2 separate regions of the Homo sapiens genome follow, and region 2 is linked to region 1. Evidence: chromatin loops called from intact Hi-C (ENCODE). Cell type or tissue: CD4-positive, alpha-beta T cell. All regions are shown on one strand. Each heading gives the region's core, and the rest is flanking DNA. Links, peaks and the distances in the headings are about the cores only. Region 1 has its middle 87 kb from the start of DHX35. Region 2 has its middle 66 kb from the start of TOP1.

The links. Hi-C counts contacts between places; a loop is a spot of excess contacts. Peaks named below come from ENCODE experiments on the same cell type or tissue, not always from the same donor. Only the 100,000 strongest peaks of a DNase experiment are listed, where the experiment ranks them.
Region 2: a loop joins it to region 1, with 12 times the contacts of the local background. A loop is called at or near these places in 9 of 110 quality-filtered maps.

Annotation. Positions count from the first base shown.
Region 1 is chr20:39,046,934-39,052,308 of GRCh38, forward strand. No RefSeq gene overlaps it. Among named protein-coding and RNA genes, the nearest start is that of DHX35, 87 kb to the left of the region's middle. In CD4-positive, alpha-beta T cell, for the core only: CTCF peaks have their summits at 1,293 (motif pointing left), 1,502, 3,304 (motif pointing right) and 3,309 (motif pointing right); DNase peaks (open chromatin) are centred at 1,298 and 3,318; H3K4me3 peaks cover 1,070 bases; H3K27ac peaks cover 467 bases.
Region 2 is chr20:40,960,465-40,965,839 of GRCh38, forward strand. No RefSeq gene overlaps it. Among named protein-coding and RNA genes, the nearest start is that of TOP1, 66 kb to the right of the region's middle. RefSeq lists an enhancer at 472-1,103. In CD4-positive, alpha-beta T cell, for the core only: CTCF peaks have their summits at 2,677 (motif pointing left) and 2,893; a DNase peak (open chromatin) is centred at 2,697.

The DNA.
Region 1 (5,375 bases), core at 231-5,230:
AGTGACACCACAACTGGGCATCATCTGAGTAGGGAGGACAGGAGCACTGAGCTCCAAGTCAGAAGATCCGAATTAAAAAATGACCACCTTTAATGAGGTATAATTCACATGTAATAAGTGCACTCATTTAATTGGATAGTCAATACGTTTTGACAAATCAGTACACCACAGTGACCACCAAAATCAAATATAGAACATTTTCACCCAAAAAGTTTCTCATGATCTTTTGTAGTCAACAGCCACCCCGACTTTGCCCCCCAGCCTCAGGCATCACTATTCTGCTTTCTGTCACTATGGGCTAACTTTGCCTTTTCTAGAATTTCATACACATGGGATCATTTAGGATATACTCTTTTGGGTCTGGAGGAGACCTGGTTTAAGCCCCACACCCAAAATTAGATAACTTTGTGACCCTTGGCAAGACATAATTTTGTCTTCAACTCAGTTTCCTTACCAGTGCAATGGGGTGGTAATAACTTAAAACCAGCAAGCCTTCCTTCCTTCCTTCCCTCTCCCTCCCTCCCTCCCTCCTGTCCTTCCATGTGCACAGGTGCCACAGTGAGCTCCATTGTAAAATTCCAGAAAGGAGCTGGGTCAGGGGTTGCTCAGGAAACAGGAGCCTCTGCTCCCTCCACGTGTGTCACAGAGGGCACCCGCTGCCCCTCCCTCCATGCCCATCCCAGCCTCCCTGGTGCCGTGGTGTGCAGGTCCCCGCATCTCCTTCAAGGTGGACTCCTTTTATTTAAACAAGGGAGATAGGAAGTCACCCCGGAAAGAACCAGATGCGGTGATGAGGGCCCCCACCCTCAAGATGGGCAGAGGCCAGAGGTGACCAGGACCTAAGCAGAGGGGAGGACCATGTCAGGGGGTGGGGGTGCACAGAGGCCCGGAGTGGGGCCCGCCTGGCCCTGGGGCTCGGGACACTGGAGTTTTCAGGGGGAGCAGTGAGTGGAAGGCTCGTGGAGCTGCTGGACACCAGATGAGTGTTGGCATCAGGACACACACATTGCTCAGAACCACCCAGGAACAATCTGATGGACACCTTTGTGCCCTTCACAACACAACTCACTGACACTGGACACCCAGAAGCACTTGCAGATAAGAGACCACTGCACACAGAGCACAGTCCCTGCTTCCCTGGAGCTCACGTGCTAAAACATGACCCACATCCAGGCTGCAGCCCGTCCTTAGCCAGGGATGTGGAGGGTCCTGAGTCTGGTCCTGTTGAGTCCTGAGTCCTCCAGACTGGCCCTGCCAAGTTGCCAGGCATCTGATGCAGCAGAGCAGCGCTATGCTGCCCTCTGCTGGCCACATGGAGGCAGTGAGTCCCCACACTGCTGTCCACTCCTGGCAATGGGCTCAGGGGAAGTGGACTGTGTTTCTGGTCCCTTGCTTCTGACAACCTGATAGAGCAGATATGGAAGGGCAGAGGCACTATAAGAACTCTTCTCCCAGTTCCTTGATTCCCCCCCATTATTCCTTGTGTGTCCCCCACTTCCCCTCCCTTCCCTGTGTCTGGATTTAAGAAATGACAGTTGAGGCAAATCATGTTGCTTTTTCGGCCATCTCCTGCAGTGTCCCCTTTCCATGGCCTCATCCTGTCATGGCCCTGAGCTGTTGCAACTGGTTCAGGGAGGTCTCTCTTGGCCATCTTTCATCCAGTGGGGATGGAGAGACCAGTGCCATTTCTGGAGGGAGCACCTGAGTTTGGAGGTGAAACATAGGTGATACCTTATCCAGGTGACACCTTCCCTAGGCCACAAAACCATAGTTTCTAGATGGAGCTGGGCATGGTGGCTCATGCCTATAATCCTAGCACTTTGGAAGGCTGAGGCTAGAGGATGGCTTGAGGCCAGGAGTTTGAGACCAGCCTGGGCAACATAGGCCCTGTCTATACAAAAAAATAACAATTTAAAAAATTAGCCGAGTGTGGTATGTGTGCCTCCAGCCCTAGCTACTCATGAGGTTGAGGCGGAAAAGTCACTTGAGCCCAGGAGTTTGAGGCTGCAGTGAGCTGTGATCAGTTGTACCACTGCATGTCAGCCTGGTCAACACAGCGAGACCTTGTCTAAAAAAAAAAAAAATAAAAATAGATGGACTGGTGCCGTGCCTTTTTTTTTCCCCCCACAGATTCTTTGACATGCCTCCCATGCAGAGGTGGGGTCTATGTCCCTCTCATGAATCTGGCCAAGTTGGTAGTGGTTTTGACCCAGGGTTGTGTGAAGTGATGTGGTGTGACTTCTGAGGCTGGGTCACGAAAGGCCATGCAGCTCCTGCCTGGCTTGCTGGGACACTGCCACCCGAGCAAGCCAGCTACCTGATAACCAGGATGCTGGAGAGGCTACTCATGGGCTGTGGTTCATGATGCCATCTGAGAAGTGGGTCCTCTGGCCCAGCTCTTCCAGGGCCCAGCCTTCTGGGTCACTGTCAGCTGAGGCCCAGACATGCAGGAGTACAGACAAGCTGTCCCTCCTGTGCCCTGTCCCAATTCCTGACCTGGCTTCTGGAGCTTGGTTTGGAGATGGAGCCCACCTTGACAATGCTGTTTCCCTGGGAGAATGGGCCCCCTCTTGGCTGGCTTGCAGGAGCTCTGGGAGTCTCCTTCCCCTGTGACTCCTAGGGGCTTGGTGGCTCTGAGCTGGGCAGCTCCACATTCTCTCAATTTCATTCTGTCTGATCCATGTTAGTTTTATTTACTTTTTATGTATTTTTTATTTTTCTGACATAGAATCTCGATCTGTTGCCCAGGCTGGAGTGCAGTGGGGATCATGGCTCACTGTAACCTTCAACTCCTGGGCCCAAGGGATCGTCCAGCCTCTGCCTCCCAGAATCCATGTTCGTTTTAATATGAAAGCAACGTTTTATGCGACAACCAGGAGCTCTGAAGGGTTTTCACGTGGATGAGCCACACGCCGGGATTTGGAATTGCGGGAAGTGCCCAGCGAGTAGGGTAGGAGGAATGTTGGGGGTGGGACTGGACTAGAAGGGAGGCTGGGACGTCGTCGAGAACGAGATTGCAGGGACGCTGCGGTGGGAGAAGTCGAATTCCCACCCTGTTCGTCCTCCGCAAAGAGTGACTGAGGCTCAAAAAGCCACAGCCTTGCCCAAAACGGATGCAGCGGGCGCAGGCACGGTCCACACCCCGAAGCTTGCCGATGCCCTCGGCGGCAGCCCGTCCTGCAGAGCCGCGTTCCCTGCGCCCAAAGCAAGGTCGGACCCCCACCGGGATTCCCGGAACCGGGTGTCCCGCGCGTCCCCAGCGCAGGCAGAGACGGCGAGACTTCCGGGTCGGCGTTGCACACGGCGGCCGGCAGGCGGCGCTGGAGCCCCGCGTTTGGGCAGCCAGGACGCCCTTGCGCTGCTTCGGGTCCTGCGAGCGCCCAGGGAGGGGGTGAGTGCGGGGAGGGGTCAGACCCGTGTCTTGCCCGGTGCGAGCTCACCGCCTGCCCACCGGGCACGTCCACAGCAGCTCAGTCCCGGTCTGAGCGCATCGGAGTGAAAACAGCCCCCGCACCTCTCGTGACGGTGTCCCCTTCTCTGTCCACGTTGCAAGAAGCTATACTGTACTCACCAAGTCTTTAAATCTTGACCACTTCACCAAGGAAGGTATGAACCTCTCCATTTTACAGGCCCAGTTCAAAAAGCAACGACAAAAATCAACACCAGCAAACCTTTATGGAGTTCTAATTATTGACCTGGCCTGCCAGGGTCCTTCAGAGTGGAGTTGGGGTGGGTGCGGGAGAGGGGTCAAAAGCCAGCCCTCAGGAGGGGGCCACCCGCGCAGCCCTCTCTCCACCATCAGGGCTCTTGCAGACCCAAGGGCCTGCCAGGAGAAGCAGATGGGCCATGGTAAATCTGAGGGGCCATTGGGATGCCCAGACTGTCCCAGGTCACCCCATTTCTGCATTTTTGTTCATTTTGTTCAGGTGGCCCTGAATGTTGTGCCCTCCTCTTGGGAACTGTAAGTAATACAATCTTCCTTTCAGGCAGTTGACTCTGTGTCTGTCATCTTCCCATACCTGATTACAACAAAATCATCCCATGTACATTTTTAAACAACTGTCTAAGATTGTCGCAGGGCTCAAATGACTTAACTTTAAGTGCTTACAATGATGCCTGACACATGGTAAGGCTAATCGAGGAGTAGCTATTGTTACATCTCTTTCTCCAGCCTCTTCCTTCTTTGCACCAACTGCCTCCCTCTGAGCAATTTTGAGGGAGGTTTATCTCGAGGTGCAGCCAATCCCAGCTGCTAGGGCCAAGATCAGCCACGTGCTCCTTTCCCTTGGCCATGGCTTTGGACACTCCAAGCTGGCAGTGAGTGCCAGGTGAGGGGGCTGCTAGGAGCCGGCAGGGGGGATCTCACCTTTGTGCCACTTATGTCCCTAATCAGGGGCAACCTCCCCAAATCTGCACCCCCAAATCCCCTCCCCAGCTTGACTGGAGAAATCACTCTAACTCCCAATGATAGCAACTCCAAATCATAGCAATAATAATTTACTGAGTGCTTACAGTGAGCCAGACACAGTGCTAGCATCTTGTACCAGCAGTTCTCAAACTTTTTGGCTTCAGGAACCCTTTACACCCTAAGAATGATCAAGGCCCTCAAAGCTCTTGTTCATGTGGGTTGTATCTATCACTAATTACCATTTTAGGAGTCAAAACAAATTTTAATAATATTTATTTATAATTTATTTAAAATAGCAATAATAAACACTACATGTGAGCATAAATAATATATTCCTATGACAAATAACTATATTTCACAACACACAAAATTTAAAGAGAAGGAAGTGTGGCTTTGTTTTATATTTTTGCAGATCTCTATAATGTCAGCCTTAATAGAAGACAGTTTGATTTTTATATCTGCATCTGCAAGTTTTTGAGATACCACATGTCATGTAGCCCCTGTAATATTCCACTGGGAGTTTTAAAAAGCTTTCACTGAGAGCAAAAAACCCCCACAAATAACATGTTTGTATTATTGTCAACATTATTCTGAATTTTATGGACCATCTGAAAGGGTCTCAGAGACCCCAGAGGTGCCCATAATACACTGTGGAAACTGCTGCCTGATATACATGATGGGTAGCTTCCAATATTGCCCCATTTTTACATATGAGGAAACTGAGGCACAAGGAGATTAAAGTGACTTGTCCAAGGTCATGCAGCCAGGCATCAAAGCTAGCTGGGGAGTCACTTGATTTTGGTGTCCAGGGTCCCAGCACTGAGCCCTGAAAGAGAGGGTAGGAACTGGGCACAGAAAAAGCCGGAAGGGCAGGTTGGGCCATGAGTGGGGGAGCTGGGTGTGCAGTGAGGGGTGGGGGTGGGAGGGGACCGGGGGATCAGTTAGTCACCAAGTGGTCCTGGTGACA
Region 2 (5,375 bases), core at 314-5,313, 1.9 Mb after region 1:
TTGAAAACAAATCTAAAATCAGCCATGGGAGCCTCCCTAGGTCTTGCTGCCAAGAAAACAGCCGAGCATGGAGGGTGAGGGCTGGGACTCACTGCGGCCGCCCTCATTTCCGATTTACCCAGGCCAAAGGGGACTGCCAGGTGGAGAGGGGGAGCCCAGGCCATCCTGGGGCTCTGTTCTCAGGCCTAGGGGCCAGGATCTTCTGTAAGCCACCCACCCCCCAGCTCCAGGATAAGGACACCCCTTCCAGCCAAGCGCCTGGTTTAATTGGGAACGGAAATAAACGGCTTACAAGAGGCTACACCAGGGCTCTCTGTGGCCCACAGGGCCTGGTCCTGAGATTCCTGCTGCCTGCATGGCTTGGCCAGCTACCCACGCCAGGCCCCGTTGACTCATTTACACTGGAGCAGTCCAAATTCATCAATAATGATTTGTCTCTCTTCAAGAAGAGGCTCGCAATCAAAAGGCCATTAAAATTAAGTACTGGAGGAGCGGGGGCCAGGGAAGGGGGAGGGGGAAGAAAAGGGGGAGGGGTGGGGCCAGGCGGAGCTGAGTGTGAATCTCCACTGGATGTGGACACTTTCTTGTTGCGGGACCTTGGATGGGTCACGTCTCGTCCTGGTTTCCTCTTCTCTGAAACAGAAGGGCAGATATGGCTACAGTATCAGTGACACTGTGTATGGAAACACCCAGCAGGAAGAAGCACGAAGTGACCCTGCTATGAGGCTTCCAGCATTGGGACACATGGGGAAGGTGATGGATACTGAGCAGGGGTAATGCCAGCCTGCTAGGTCAGATCCCAGGGCAGCTACCCCTCACTGCCCAGCTGTCCTAACTCCAGCCCCTGAGTAACTACCCATTGCCACCTCAACTGGGCTCAACACCCCAGGGCAGGGCCACAGCTCGGCCCTGCTCTAATCTCTGGGCAGGAGCAGCAGAAGCATCAGGACACCCAGGACAGCCCTAGACCTTGGAAGAGGCTGGACCAGACAGGGCTCCCCAGCCCTCAGCAGCCTCTCAGCCCTCAGCCTTCCCCCTGCCATCTGGAGCATGGCATCTCAGGATGCCTCAGGCACAGAGAGGCGACCCCAGTGTCCCACACCCACCAACTGACCCTCCTACTGCCCTGGGTGTTAAGAGGCCAACGTGCAGCCTTCTTTTGGGCACCCAGACAGCTAACATGGAGTCCTATGCATGGGTGGCTGAGAAATGCACCACTGTCCCCACCCTGCCTTTCTCAAGAAATAAAACACAAACAAGAACAAAGAAAGAAAGCAAAAGGAAAAAAAAATGGAATTCTGCAGCCCATCCCACAAGGTCCAGGCCTTCCTTGGGAGAAGGGGAGGTGCCAAGAACTCCAGATGTGTTGATCCCTGGGTTTGCACAGCCATCTGATTCTTCTTGAGGACAGGAAATGAAATTTTACAAAGGTGCCCATTATGTGCCAAGCGCTTGTTACTTCATAGAACAACCACAAGGATACCACAAGGTTGGTATTAGTCATTCTTGTTTTTAAGGGAGAACTCAGAAAGATGAAAAGCCTTGCCCAAAATCACGAGTCTCAGACCCTCACGGTGCCAAAGCCAAGATTCAAGCCCAGGAACAGCAGATCCTGACTCGATTCTTCCTCCACGCTTCCACATGGCCACCCGAGCACCTGACTCTAGGTCCAGTTCCAGTGTGGGCTGGAAGGAGCCTCTCCATGCTGATGCCAATCACAATCATGGCCACTACTTCCCATGCGCCCCTGGGTGCCAGGCTGCAGCTCCAAAGGTTGGAGTCACTCCATCCTCCCCAAAACTTAACGAGGCCAGGATTCTCATTCCCATTTCACAATGAAGACGCTGAGGCACAGCGATGTTAAATGACCTGTCCAAGGTCACAGGATAAAGTCATGGCAGAGCCAGGTCTCCACCTGATGGGCTGAAAACCGCACAAGGGCCAGGGTAGTGCCCAGCTTTGCTCCCACCTGGGCCCCACAGAGTGACAGCTCAGCAAGTGTGTGCTGGATGGGGAGACTGGTAGAGGGAGGGAAGGAAGGATGGACAGGTCAGCACAGCCGTGGAAGAGAATGGCTAAGAGGTGACACTCAGAGCCAAACTGCCAGGGCTCAAACCTCAGCTTTGCCACTTTTTACCTGCAAGTTTCTTAATTTGTCCCTACGTCAATTTTCTTATCTGAAAAATGCAGATAATAATAGTTCTTACTAGCTAGGGTTCTTAAGAGAAACAAGTGAGTTCATATGGAGCCTGGGACATGGTGGGTGCCCTACACTATTGTGGATTAGTGGAGGACAGGCAGGTCTAAAGCCGTGGACTGGCGGCAGCCCAACCACAAGGTGTCCTCATGAGGCCTCCAGTGAGGTCAGCCCCACCCTTGCACACTGAGAGTGAGCGCCTCCTGAGCACCTCGCTGGCCTCACCTAAATCCCTTCCAACCCTGGTCAGCCCATGACTTTCCATCTGGGCTTCCCCAGTCCCGCAGGGTCCAGTTGCCCCAACCCAGAGGACAGAGACGCTCAGACCAGCCCCGAAAGCGTCTCCAGCCTGGTAACAGTGAGCACCCCATCTCTGAGAGGTTAAAGCAGAGTGGGACGGCCACCTGGGGACCTGCAGACAGGCTTCTGGCTGGGAAGGAGACTGGAAGCCACTTTGAAGCTTTGTGCCGGCTGAGCATTACCGGCGCGAATGGCCACAGCGCCACCTGGTGGAAATATAAGAAATGACCTAAGGGGCCCCAGAGGGTGGAACACAAGCAGCATCCTCTCCGAGTGGGACAGGCCCCAGCCCAGGTGCTTCTCACAACAGGGGTACTTGGACATTCAACAAATAAATGAGGCCCCAATACCAAGCACTTTGGTGCGTTGTTTTCACGCGCTATACCATTTAATTCTAACAACACTCTAAGGAAGGCATCCTTACCCTTTTTACAAATAAAGACATTGAGCTCGGAGATGCAACGTTTATTTGACCAAGGTCACACAGCTAGCAGTGGCAGAGTCAGGATTTGAGCTCTCGAATTCTGACTCCACAGCCTGCCCTCCTAATTGCTAAGCCTTGGGGGATTCCATGAGAAAGAAAACCAGCACCCCTCCCCTGTCCCACCCCTTCGTTTCATGGAGCTTACACCTAGTCAGGGGAACAGACAGAAATCAGAAATTCACTGACTAGGTACCGTGTGTCAGGCACTGGGCTAAGTTCTAGCAATACCGTGGTGAAGAGGGTGGTCAGGGTCCCTGCTCAAATGAATCCTGTGGGGAAGAAGGACATTAACCAAATAATCACACAAATATGCGACTATAACGGGAGACGTAAAGGAAAGATTTGGGTTCTGAGACCCACTGACCAGGCACCTACTGCGCTGAAGCAGTAACATACTGAGCTGAGAGCTGAAAGGTGACCAGGACTTACCCAGGAAAAGACGCACTTATTCATTCTTTGACAAATGAAAGCACTGTGTGTTCCCCATGGTGTTTTCCTCTTTTGTTACAATAAATAAATAGACTGTATATACGCTATTGCAACTTGCATGTATAAATAATAGACTGTATATATGCTATTGCAACTTGCTTTCTAAGTCTACATAGTTTTTTGGTTCTTTGCATGGCAATACACAGAGATCATTTGTTTTAACTAAGGAGGCTGTCACACAACTGACATCTGCCTTATGCACCACGATGTATTTATCTGTGCCCCTGCTGATGACACTTGAGTTGTTTCCAAATTTTAACTCCTACAAACTGCTACAGCCACATCCTCCAAGTCCATAGTCTCTCAAAGTGCATGCATATGAGTTCCCCTGTGGTAAGTGCCCATGTTCCCTTTAATACTTGTCAACATCATTTTGCTGGAGAAGAGAAGAAAAAAAAATTTTTTTTTTTTTTTTGAGATGGAGTCTCACTCTGTCACCCAGGCTGGAATACAGGGGCGTGATCTCGGCTCACTGCAACCTCCACCTCCCGGGTTCTGGCGAATCTCCTGCCTCAGCCTCCTGAGTAGCTGGGATTACAGGCACACGCCACCATGCCCAGCTAATTTTTGTATTTTTGGTAGAGATGGGATTTCACCCTATTGGCCAGGCTGGTCTCAAACTCCTGACCTCAAGTGATCTGCCCACCTCAACCTCCCAAAGTGCTAGGATTACAGGCACGAGCCAGTGCACCTGGCCAAAAATAATTTTCTATTACTAATAAGTTTATACAAAAACAAATTCATTCACTAGTTCATTTACCCCAGCTGAAGCCAAGTTAAGGATCTAAAACACATTTGCCAAAATGCTTCCCACTTTTCTATAGGCCTTATTCTTTCTTCGGTTTTCTTTTATAATTTTTCTAAGACACTACTTCTTAAGAGATACATGTAAAGGGTTCTAAATTTCATTTCTTAAAAAAATCACCTGTCTCATAAACATTTTGCATTCCTAATTTCAGGATTTCAGCTGACCACTCCATGGCCTTCAGGCTGGCTCATCTGAGGGTTAGTGGCACCTCCATAGTTACACCATATAACTTGCAGACACATACCTTCTTACAGATAGGTGAGGACTGGGAGGAATGGCCTACATTTCTTTTTTTTTTTTTCAACTTTTATTTTAAGTTCGGGGTACATATGCAGGATGTGCAGGCCTGTTACGTAGGTAAACGAGTGCCATGGTGGTTTGTTGCACAGATCATCCCATCACCTAGGATTAAGCCCAGTATCCATTAGCTATTCCTCCTGATGCTCTCCCTCCCCCCACCCCATCGCATAGGCCCTAGTGTGTGTTGTTTCCCCCCAAGGTGTCCATGTGTTCTCATCATTCAGCTTCCATGTATAAGTGAGAACATGCGGTGTTTGGCTTTCTGTTCCTGTGTTAGTTTGCTGAGGATAATGGCCTCCAGCTTCATCCATGTCCCTGCAAAGGACGTGATCTCGTTCCTTTTTATGGCTGCATAGTATTCCTTGGTGTATATGTACCTCATGTCTTTGCTGTTGTGAAGAGTGCTGCAATGAACATACGTGTGCATGGTCTCTTTATAATAGAATGATTTCTATTCCTTTGGGTATATACCCAGTAATGGGATGGCTGGGCCAAATGGTATTTCTGCCTCTAGGTCTTTGAGGAATTGCCACGCTGTCTTCCACAATGGTTGAACTAATTTACATTCCCACTAACAGTGTAAAAGCATTCCTTTTTCTCTGCAATCTCGCCAGCATCTGTTGTTTTTTTACTTTTTAATAATAGCCAGAATGATTTAAGTCGATATCCAAGGGTGGACCAGTTCCCATGTTTCCCAGCCTGTGAGGAGTCTCCTGTGAAAATCTGAGCTAGCCAGCACTATATTTCCCATCGATGCCCATCATGTGTTATGGCCCCTGACCTGGGCTGCAGGTGCC